4 separate regions of the Mus musculus genome follow, and all the other regions are linked to region 4. The links are chromatin loops, found by intact Hi-C in ENCODE. Cell type or tissue: left cerebral cortex. All regions are shown on one strand.

What was found. A loop is a pair of places that touch in the nucleus more often than their neighbours do. Peaks named below come from ENCODE experiments on the same cell type or tissue, not always from the same donor. Only the 100,000 strongest peaks of a DNase experiment are listed, where the experiment ranks them.
Region 1: a loop joins it to region 4, with 9 times the contacts of the local background. A loop is called at or near these places in 39 of 42 quality-filtered maps.
Region 2: it touches region 4 in a loop (6-fold over the local background); 11 of 42 quality-filtered maps call a loop at or near these places.
Region 3: it touches region 4 in a loop (8-fold over the local background); 38 of 42 quality-filtered maps call a loop at or near these places.

What each region holds. Positions count from the first base shown.
Region 1 is chr8:64,623,433-64,625,932 of GRCm38, forward strand. The region is part of intron 1 of Cpe (carboxypeptidase E); the gene reads right to left. Among named protein-coding and RNA genes, the nearest start is that of Cpe, 68 kb to the right of the region's middle. In left cerebral cortex, no CTCF peak of the experiment used is centred here; a DNase peak (open chromatin) is centred at 1,414; H3K27ac peaks cover 2,217 bases.
Region 2 is chr8:64,688,525-64,691,024 of GRCm38, forward strand. All of the region lies in intron 1 of Cpe (carboxypeptidase E), which reads right to left. Among named protein-coding and RNA genes, the nearest start is that of Cpe, 3.3 kb to the right of the region's middle. In left cerebral cortex, no CTCF peak of the experiment used is centred here; DNase peaks (open chromatin) are centred at 1,331 and 2,031; H3K4me3 peaks cover 1,576 bases; H3K27ac peaks cover 1,839 bases.
Region 3 is chr8:64,617,731-64,620,230 of GRCm38, forward strand. It overlaps Cpe (carboxypeptidase E), which reads right to left. Exons shown (of 9, transcript NM_013494.4): 2 at 1,621-1,817. Among named protein-coding and RNA genes, the nearest start is that of Cpe, 74 kb to the right of the region's middle. In left cerebral cortex, a CTCF peak has its summit at 1,059 (motif pointing right); a DNase peak (open chromatin) is centred at 1,097; H3K27ac peaks cover 239 bases.
Region 4 is chr8:64,940,611-64,943,110 of GRCm38, forward strand. Gm32507 (a long non-coding RNA gene) reads left to right here. Exons shown (of 4, transcript XR_379050.2): 3 at 1,842-1,988. Among named protein-coding and RNA genes, the nearest start is that of Gm32507, 4.5 kb to the left of the region's middle. In left cerebral cortex, a CTCF peak has its summit at 999; a DNase peak (open chromatin) is centred at 1,004.

The DNA of each region.
Region 1 (2,500 bases), 320 kb before region 4:
ATCAAGGTAATTGTGACAGCACAAAATAAGGAAAGTTATCCCTGACCTCAGAGAGAAATTGGGCCGTTACACGGTGCTAGCTCCAGAATATGAAAAGCTAATTCTTTTCAGGAGGCTGATGTGACATAGGAGATGGAGTCACGACAATTAAAGATAATATTTGTTGGATTGCATATAAATCCTCTGGGACGACAAGAAACTGAGAAGCAAATAAAATAGCAAATAAGAATTCCTAAGCTCTAGGAACACGGGGTGTGAGGACACAGCTGTGTGCATGAATGCTCTCAGGGATGAAGTAACAATGTGGGACTGTTGGCCACACCATGACCATGACCCTGCTTCAAGATTCTAAACCACACTATCTCCTGCACCTCATAGGCCTCCCCCCAGCTCTGATCCCACCTAAAGCCAGAGTGAACCTTTTGTTAAGAAATAGCTTTCCATTGTTATTATTGCTGTGCATATGCCCTTATGTGTATGATGTTCGAGGGACACAGGAGATGTGTGGGTGTCAGAGGACCACTCTATGGAGCCTTCACGTGGGTCCAGGGATTGAACTCGGGTCTTCAAGTTTGTGAAGCAGATGCTTTACCTGCTGGGACATCTTGCTGTACCCAAGTTATCTTTAAAAATCACAACTCTCTCAAGATCCTATCAATAACTACCCATTTTCTCCTAGTGCATATACCAAAATTCTCTACATGGCCTAGATTTGACCAACCCAAAAGTTTCAGAGCTGCAGCCTTTTCTCTTTCAATCATACTCCCTACAGCCAAAGGGCTACCGCCCAGAATGTTCAGATTAACACGAGAGCAAACTTTTTTTTTTATCTTCACATTCTTCTAATCGCAAATAACCATCAACACACCACCTAGTAACACAAGCTGCGAGGCCTTTGCACCTCAATTTGGAATTATATATTAATCACTGTGATGAGATCCCCTCCCCTCCCACACGAAGCCTGCAAGTTCTATTAGAGGTGAAATGGCAGCCATACTGTGCAGGGAACCTGTAATGTGAAAAGACCCTAATAAATAGTAATCCAGGGAAACCTTGAGTGAGTCCTAAACATCCAAATCCCATCCCACAGTGAAAGGGAGTAAGTGAAATCCTCAGGGGAACTCGAGGTTCCTAAAGGAACTCTGCACCCCATGGAGAATATTTAGAAGCCTCCGTAGCTTGCTGTCCTAGTGGAAAGTCCTCTTCAGGAGCGGGGGCAGCAGGGTTGCGAACAGCTGATTTCCCAAGAAGGAGATTAATCTCCATGGCCACCACAGTCTTGCCAGGCAAGAGTTCTCTAATTGTTACTTTGTTTGTAGAGGCTCGGCAACAGATTCTGAAGAAACTGCTTTCAGAACCCTTAATCCCAAAACAGAGACTCCGTTGAAGACTTTCAGTGGGAATGAATGGTCCTCCCACTGCCAGCCTGGCTTCAATTTATCTGGGAGCTGAGGGGAGCTGAGGGACAGGTGGTGGCATTTGTCTTCCTGTTTATGGTGTATTCAGGGAAAGAACGAGGCCCAGGTTCTCAAGGGCTGAAGCTGCCAGGTGCGGCTCGCCTCGTGGATGTAACTGATGATGCACATGCACATGCGCTCCCTTGTCCCTCTCCTAGCAACTGGAAAGCCAAGAGCATCACAAAGCACAATTTCCTCGCTCACTATCGAATTCATTTCATCGTTGGGTAACAAATGCCAAGTTCCAGGGTTGGCAATTGAAGATTAGCACGGGAGCAGGTAGATTGCACACGGGTGCTCAGAAAGCTTGGCTTCCGTACCCCATCAATTACCACACAGTTCCTTTTTTAAAATGTATTTACATTTCAAGTGTTATCTAACCCCTTTCCCGGTTTCCCCCCTCCTGGAAACCCCCTATCCTATCTCCCTTCCCGTGCTTCTATGACGGTGTTCCTCCATCCACAAACCACTGCTGCCTTCCCAACTCGATTCCCCTACACTGGTGCATCTATGGAGCCTTCATAGGACCAAGGACCTCTCCTCCCATTGATGCATGACAAGACCATCCTCTGCTATATATATACCTGGAGCCATGCGTACTCCTGGGTTGGTGGCTTAGTCCCTGGGAGCTCTGGGGGTGGGAGGGTCCTGGTTAGTTGATATTATTGTTCTTCCTATGGGGTTGGAAACCCCTTCAGCTTCTACAGTCCTTTCTCTAACTCTTCCATTGGGGACCCCGCGCTCAGTCCAATGGTTGGCTGAGAGAACCTGCCTCTGTATATGTCAGGCTCTGGCAGAGCTCTCAGGAGACAGCTATATCAGGCTCCTATCAGCAAGCACTTCTTGGCATCCACAGTAGTGTCAGAGTTTGGTGACAGTATCTGGTATGAATCCCCAGGTGGGACAATGTCTGGATGGCCTTTTCTTCAGTCTCTGCTCTGCACTTTCTCTCCATATTTGCTCCCATGAGTAATTTGTTCCCCTTTCTAAGAAGGACCAAAGCACCCACACTTTGGTCTTCCTTCTTCTTAAGCTTCGTGTAC
Region 2 (2,500 bases), 250 kb before region 4:
TGTACCAAATTTATTAGACCAAAACAAAACAAAACAAAAACACACACTCTTCATCAAAATCTCTACTTGTTTTTCTGTTGGTTTGTTTTGTTTGGGGGTTTATTTTTGTTTTGTTTTGTTTTTGTTTGTTTGATTTTTTTGTTTTGTTTTGGGGGTTGGATTTTGTTTTTATTTGTTTGGTTTGGGTTTTCTTAATTTTTTTGTTTTTGTTTGTTTTGTCACGATGTGTGGATATTTTGTCGGCATAACATGTTTTATCAAAATACTTGGCAAATACATACTGGCAGTTGTACACTTTAAATTTTTACAGATTGGAGGAATGGGTCCAAAACAATCATGCAGCCTGCACGAGAGAAAAATCCTTGCTCCTGAGACTGTATGTAAGACGGAGTGTCAACTGTGAGTCAGGGTGAATTCCCAAAAGCAAGTATGCAAACAGTTATTGTTCCAAACATATGGATTTTTAATCCTGGAAAGAATGGTCTGATTATTTGGATTCTACTCCTCAGATACAAGTTAATAAAGGCTTCTTTCATACATACTTTAGCAAACCAAAAATCAAGCTGTTTCCTGTTAAAAAATCACAGAATATATTTAGATAACCCTTACTGATGAATTTAAAATGGAATTTCCTCTGTGTGTGTGTGTGTGTGGTATAAGTGTGTGTGTGTGTGTGTGTGTGTGTGTATGTGTGTGTGTATGTATTTCTATGTGTGTGTATGTGTGTGTGTAGTATATGTGTGTGTGTGTATTTGTATGTGTGTGTATGTGTTTGTGCGCATGATTCCTTGCTTGCTAGCATGTACATGAGAGGGTACGAAGCCAACATTAGGTACCTTGCTCAATCATTCCAAACCCGAGTCTTTGATACAGGGTGTCTTGCTGAACCCGGGGCTTGTCAGATCAGTTGAATTGGCCGGCCAGCTCCAGCCCTAAGTGTCCCATCAGTGCATCACCAGCCCCAAGTGCCCCATCAGTGCATCACCAGCCCCAAGTGCCCCATCAGTGCATCACCAGCACTGGGCTTACAACTGTGCTCTGCTCAGTGTTGTCCATGAGTTCTGAGGGATCCTGTTCAGGGCGTCATGCTTGGGTAACAAGCATTTTACTTATGGAACCGTCTCCCCAGAGACATCTCCCTCCTTTTCCCTGTTCGTGAATTCTAACGGTGAATACCTAAGGAATTATTTGGGAGACCTCAAGTTCAGCCCACAGACTGTACCAAACAAATACAGAGGTCAATTCCTTCTGGCTAGAAAAACGTTGTCCGTTTTTAAGAAGTATCTGCCCAGAACGTGCTAATCTAACCAAAGGAAGCTTTCAGTTGTTGCCGCCACTCTTGTTGGGGGATATGTTGTCTTGTTAGGACTCTATTACATCCACTGACTAAATCCTTACAAATAACGGTATTTTTTTTCTGTCCTGACGATCCAGCACAAGGCCCTAAGTGGGCACTCCACCACTCATCTGCACCCAGTCCACAGCATTTGGGCAGATGTTCATAAAAAAATTACCTAGGCTAGGAAAACAAACTTGACTCTTTATTCATGCTAAAAAAAAAATAAAATAAAATGAATATAAAAAAAAGTCTCATGGAAATTTTCAATCAGTGAATTTAAAGCAGAATCCAGAGTGTTACATCAGAGCCTGTGCGTAAAGGTACCAACTCTGACAGCCTGGCTTTTATTTCAAGGACCTGCAGGGTGGAAGAAAGAGCCAGCTTCTGAAAGTTGACCTTTGACTTTCACACACCATGATGTGCATACACGGAAGCACATGCATGCATGGATAAATAAATAATAAAGGTTTTACAAACAAATCCCGAAGGTACTTCTGCGATGAAATTACTTAAGGTAGGTAGTCTGCTTCATAAGGGGTCTGAGCAACATTAGAGTTTGTAAATTTCCAGAATTTGTGCATTTTCTGCCCCCTGTGGGGCGGCACTCGTCAATGTCCCTGATCTATGAGTCCCTAGGATTCTTTTCCATGAGTTGGCACAGACACTTCCTGTCCCATAACCTTTGTGCCAGATTTCCCATTCACCGGAGCAACCTGTGTATAAGTCATAGAAGCTGGCTCATCTTGAAGGTGTAGGATTTCAAAATGGCCAAAGGAATAACATTGAATGTACCCATTTCTACCACGGAAGAGACACAGATATGCCTTCTTATCTGCTCACCCGAAAAGGACTTTGAAGGACTTTCTAAAAAGTGATCATTTTTTTCAACCAGATTTGCAGATCCGTGCTCCAGATATTCAACCAAAATTTGTTTTCATTTTCAGAACACGTCATATTCTTGCAATAATATCAATTTATCTTTACGTTTGAAACAAGACAACATAACGTTAAACCATGGCTTTCACATAATTTCTTTAAATAATTCAACAAGCCCACAGGAAGACTCTACTAGCAAGCAGAACAAAGGGCTGAGATTGAGCATCAGAATCATACAAGCTGGACTGTCAGGAGTGGCCAGCTTGTTGTGTGGCTTGGCTGGAA
Region 3 (2,500 bases), 320 kb before region 4:
CACTGCTTATTAGTACTGTCAATACCTTCTTAACGTCCCCATCACTGCCCTCAAAAACTAATTCCTGAGATTGTCTATTGCAATATCCTCCCAGTACTGCTGTGTTCACTACTTTATCAGGACACTCATGAAGGTGCCCAATTTAAAATATTTGTTATAAGCATTTTGGAAAAAGATAGTTTTCATGAATAATAGTTTTAAATCAATGATAGTTATATGTAAGCGATGTTTAGCAGATTTCAATGATTTGTCGGTACAAACTCACTGATTGTAGGTGACCTATTTAAAAATCACACCACCAACAATTAGCATCAAGTAACATTGTCTCTGTTGATCACAGAAGTCTGATTTTTAAATCTACAAACGAATAAATAATCCTAAGAACTTAAGATGAATTGGACATGAGTCTCTTATGTGTTAATAACTTCAATGCTTTTTACGGGTTTCTTTTTTTTTAAAAAAGTGTATTTCGCTTCAAAATCTTGGAGAAAGGACTCTATATGTCTTTATAATAAAATGATCAGCATGAGAAAAGATAAATGTGTTTATAATGTTTAATTGTTGTACAACGTGCATCAAAATTTTACATTTTACACAATTAGCAGAACATGTAACAACTATAGTGTCCATAATCTTGTCCAATCAAAATGTAAGCCCACATATTGTCTCTGTAAAGATATAATTATACATGCACGCCTTTAATGTCAGCACTCAAGAGACAGAAGCAGTAGGATCTTTGTGAGTTCAAGGCCAGCCTGGTGTACAAACCAAGTCCAAGCCACGTGAGCTACATAGTGAAACCCTGTCTCAAAAAGAAAAAATTAAATTGAATTTAAAGAGCCATTAGTTTTTAGCCTGACGCTTAAAATGTATACAATTATTTTTATTGTAAACCTGAGAATTTGGGGGTCTGGTTTGGTTTTGGTTTTGCGAGAGTTGGGAGCGGCAGAGAGGGATGCAGTGTCTTTAGTGATCTTTCATAAAACCAGCAATTAAAGCAATTAATCCTCTGTAAAATAATGACCCAATTGCAAGTTATTCTTCCTTCAATCCAGCAGAGGGCGCAAGGACGCCAGTTCACCCAGCTGCAGGCATTGCAGTAGGCACCACTTACTGTGGTTCTCAACCCTCCCATGCCCATGCCGGGACTGTTTAATACAGTTCCTCTTGTTGTGGCGATCCCTCAACCGAAAAGCCATTGTTGTTGCTACTTCACAACTGTAATCATGCTACTACTATGAATCCTAATGAAAATATCGGTGTTTCCCGATGGCCTTCGGCAACGCTCATGAACTGGTGGCTCATTCCCAAGGGGACCATGACCCACCGGGTGAAAATCACTGCCTTAAAGGCAAATTTGCCTAGCCACAGCTACGAATAGAGAAGTGCCATTTGTTTAACAGTTCAGCAAAACACTATTAACGTCTTAATTATTCACTAGATTTCCCACTAAAGCTTCTGCTGAAGAACTCTCACTCTGGACATTCTAAACTTTGGACTGTCTCTCTCACACTCGGTGAACCCTAAGCATTACTATGGCTTCGCAGATTGACAAGTACACACGTATTAATATGTCAGAAAGACGAAGAAGGCAGGCCACCCACCGTGCCGGGCACTCACCTGCGATGCGGCTTTCTCAAAGCCGTCGGGGTTCAAGGAGGGCATGATATGAATTCGGGTGCTGTGGATCAGGTTGACAATTGTCTCATTGCCTTTCTGGTACTCGTTACACAGGTACTGGGCCAAGAAAATAAGCAGTTCCCGTCCAACCGCCTCATTACCATGCATGTTCCCAATGTATTTAAATTCAGGTTCACCTAAAAGACCAAAAGAATGCATAGTAAGAGGCACTTTCTGTGACACCAAAAAGAAGGCAGAAGACACTCGTGCTATGCTGACTTTTATCAACTTGACACAAACCTAGACATATCTGGGAAGAGAGAATCTTAACTGAGAACGGCTTCTGCAAGACTGGCCTGTAGGCAAATTTGTAGGACATTTCCTTGACCAAAGGTTGATGTGAGGGAGTCCAGTTCTCTGGAAGCTGTGCCACCACTGGGAAGTCGGTCCTCTAGAGTACAAGTGAACAGGCTTAGCAGCTGTGGAATGCAAGCCAGTAAGCTGCACATGACCATGGCCTCTGCTTCAGCGCCTGCCTCCATGTTCCTGCCTTGAGTTCCTGCCCCAGCTTCCTTTAATGAAGGACAGTCATGAGAAAGTTCAAGCCAAAAAGCACCTCGCCCCAGGAGCTAGTTTTGGTCATGCTCTTTATCATACCCACAGAAACCAGGCGAAGGCGCCGAAACGTATTGTTTATCTACTAAGTTACTGTGAATAACCAACCGCTTCTTTGCCCTCTAAACAGGAAGTCTGAGAAATCTGCCTGGGGTGGTCGACTATCCCAAACATCCAATGGCTCCATCCTTCCAGTCCTCTCTCCCTGCTGACCACCTCTTGCAAAACTGTGTCCACACACAATTCTGGTGTGAAGGCTTGAGGT
Region 4 (2,500 bases):
CCAGCCCCAGTGACACACCCCCTCCAACAAGGCCACACCCCCATCCTTCCCTAACAGTTCCACCAACTGCTGGTCTAGATATCAAACATATGAGCCTATGGGGCATTCTCAGTCAAACCACACCTTCACGTAGGCGGTGGAAAGCCTAGGACGTTGTTCTCACGTGAGCTTACATTTTGCTGGAGCTCTGGCCACAGACAGGGAGCAGATCTCTCTGCATAGGAAGCCCCCAGGAGTAACCTTCATTGTTCGCTGAGTGTAATATCCATTACTGTATCAACGCTTGATATTAGCATGTATGCCATGAATATCAATTCTCTTTTCCTGGTCTTATTAAAGGGAAAGCAAAGTCATCTACACTGTAGTTTTTCAAAGCCACAGGTTTGAAATATTCCTTAATTTTGGTTGTTCACCCTGGCTTCTTGTGTCTGTCCCCTCACTGTAAGACTTACAGTGACTGCTAATGCGGGGCTCAAAAGTCTGGCCTTGGTGACCTAAACATGGTGATATTGGCACCGGTAGTAGGGGTCTCCTCCTTATGTAAGGAGCGTGATGCCCATCTCACTGTATTACCCCGACTGGCCGCTAGCTGCCTCAGTTTCTAAGTATATATTACTCTGTCACATGGAACTCTTACATTTTAAAATTACAACTTTGGGCATGGTAGTGAGGCTGCAATTCCAGCACTTGGCAGAAGGATCATCCGAATTTGAGGCCAGCTTGCTCTGCATAGTGAGTTCCACGCCAGCAAAAAGATGAAAAATTAATTGAATTCTGTCTTTAGACGTTTGGCTCTATTAGTGTCCTATCACCAAGTGCGGCACTAAGTTCTTTTCAAAGTCTAGCTCACTTTGCTTTCTTAGAAGTCACTTTTAAAGCCTCTCAACTATACCACTAAAAGGAATCAGGACCATCATTGTAAGGGCTTAGCCAGAAACTGAAAATTTGATAGCCTACAGCAGCGTTATCTTTGTCGGACTAACATGGGAACAGCGCCACTCAGTGGTGATCATAGGAACTGCACCACTAAAGTCTACGACGTTGCCAGTCACCTCCTCTAATCTCCCACATCATTCACAGTGCCCCAAAACACACAGTGTAAATCACGACCTGCCCTGACTCCATTGCTTGAATCTAGGAAGCAGCTACTGGTGTGGTGTAGGGATGCAGCGCTCAGTAGAGAGCGATGTAAAGAGGTGGAGAAATTGTATCTTCACAGAGCCTGGGAGTTAGTCCCGAGCAGATGGCCTGAGTTCCATCTGGCAACCCAAATAGTGGAGGGAAATAACGGACTCTAGAGGTTGTCCTCTCATCTCCACGTGTGCACTGTAATACTCTCGTGACCCTTCCACCTCACCCCTCCCGTCCACCATAATAAATAAAAAATAATGTTTTTTTTTTTTAAATACAAGAGGAAAGAGAACAGAAACGTATACACACAGGCATGTACACACACACACACACACACATCCATGAAAGTAAAAGTTGAGGGGACAGTAAGGGAACATAAGAAGTTGGGGGGGAGCTAACGGGAGGGTATGGTAGAGCACAGTACATTAGTGCATAAAAATGTCATAATGCAGCGTTATTATATACAATTAATATATGATAAGAAAAGAGTTCTTCTTTTGTAGGGAAGAAATACTTGTGGGGCGGGCCTGAGGGGGTTGGTGACACACACCTACAGTCCCAGTACTTACTGGTGAGGTGGAGGCAGGAGGATCAGAAGGCCAATGCTATCCTTGGCCACATACTTAGTTGGAGTCCAACCTGGCCTACATGAGACCCTGTGTCAACAAAAGTAAAACAACAAATATATTTTGATAAACTATTTGGGGAAGGGGCTACAGCGTCGAGAAACTGCGCAGACAACAAAATGTGAGCTATACACGGATGCAGGAAACAAGGAGAAATGTTCCTTTGGGGTTTTCGCCAATTAGAGAAATCCGGAGGAGAGAAGCAGGGCAGTGGCGGCACAGCGGAAACAGGTGAGGACCCTGCACTCCCCCCCCCCCTCCCCAGCCCTTCAGGAAATCTGCAGAATCAGCAAACACCCGGCAGAGACTGGATTCTTGCAGAAGAGCAATGGCAGGTGAACAAAGAGAAATGAGGGTTACTCCTGAGCGATCTGCTGCCCGTCTGCTGTGGGGCGGGGGCAGTGATAAGCCACAGGCGCTCAGCAGTCTCACCCATGAGCCCTCAGCTTCTCAGCCCCTTTGGCTCTAGGTTACATAACTCTAGGATTGTGGTGATTAGTCTTGAGTGTCAATTTGATGGGCTTTACGATCACCATGGAAACAAACCTCTGGGGAGGTGTAGAGGGCACTTTTAGATTAGGATGAAATAGGAAGACTCCCCTCACCCTAAATATGGGCAGCACCATTCCATGGGCTGGGATCCTGGAACTGAGCCCCCAGCACCACCTCTAAAGGTGAGCACTCTCATCGTCTGAGAGTTGAGCACCAGATCCCTCCCCTAAGAGCTGAGCGCCAGCTACATC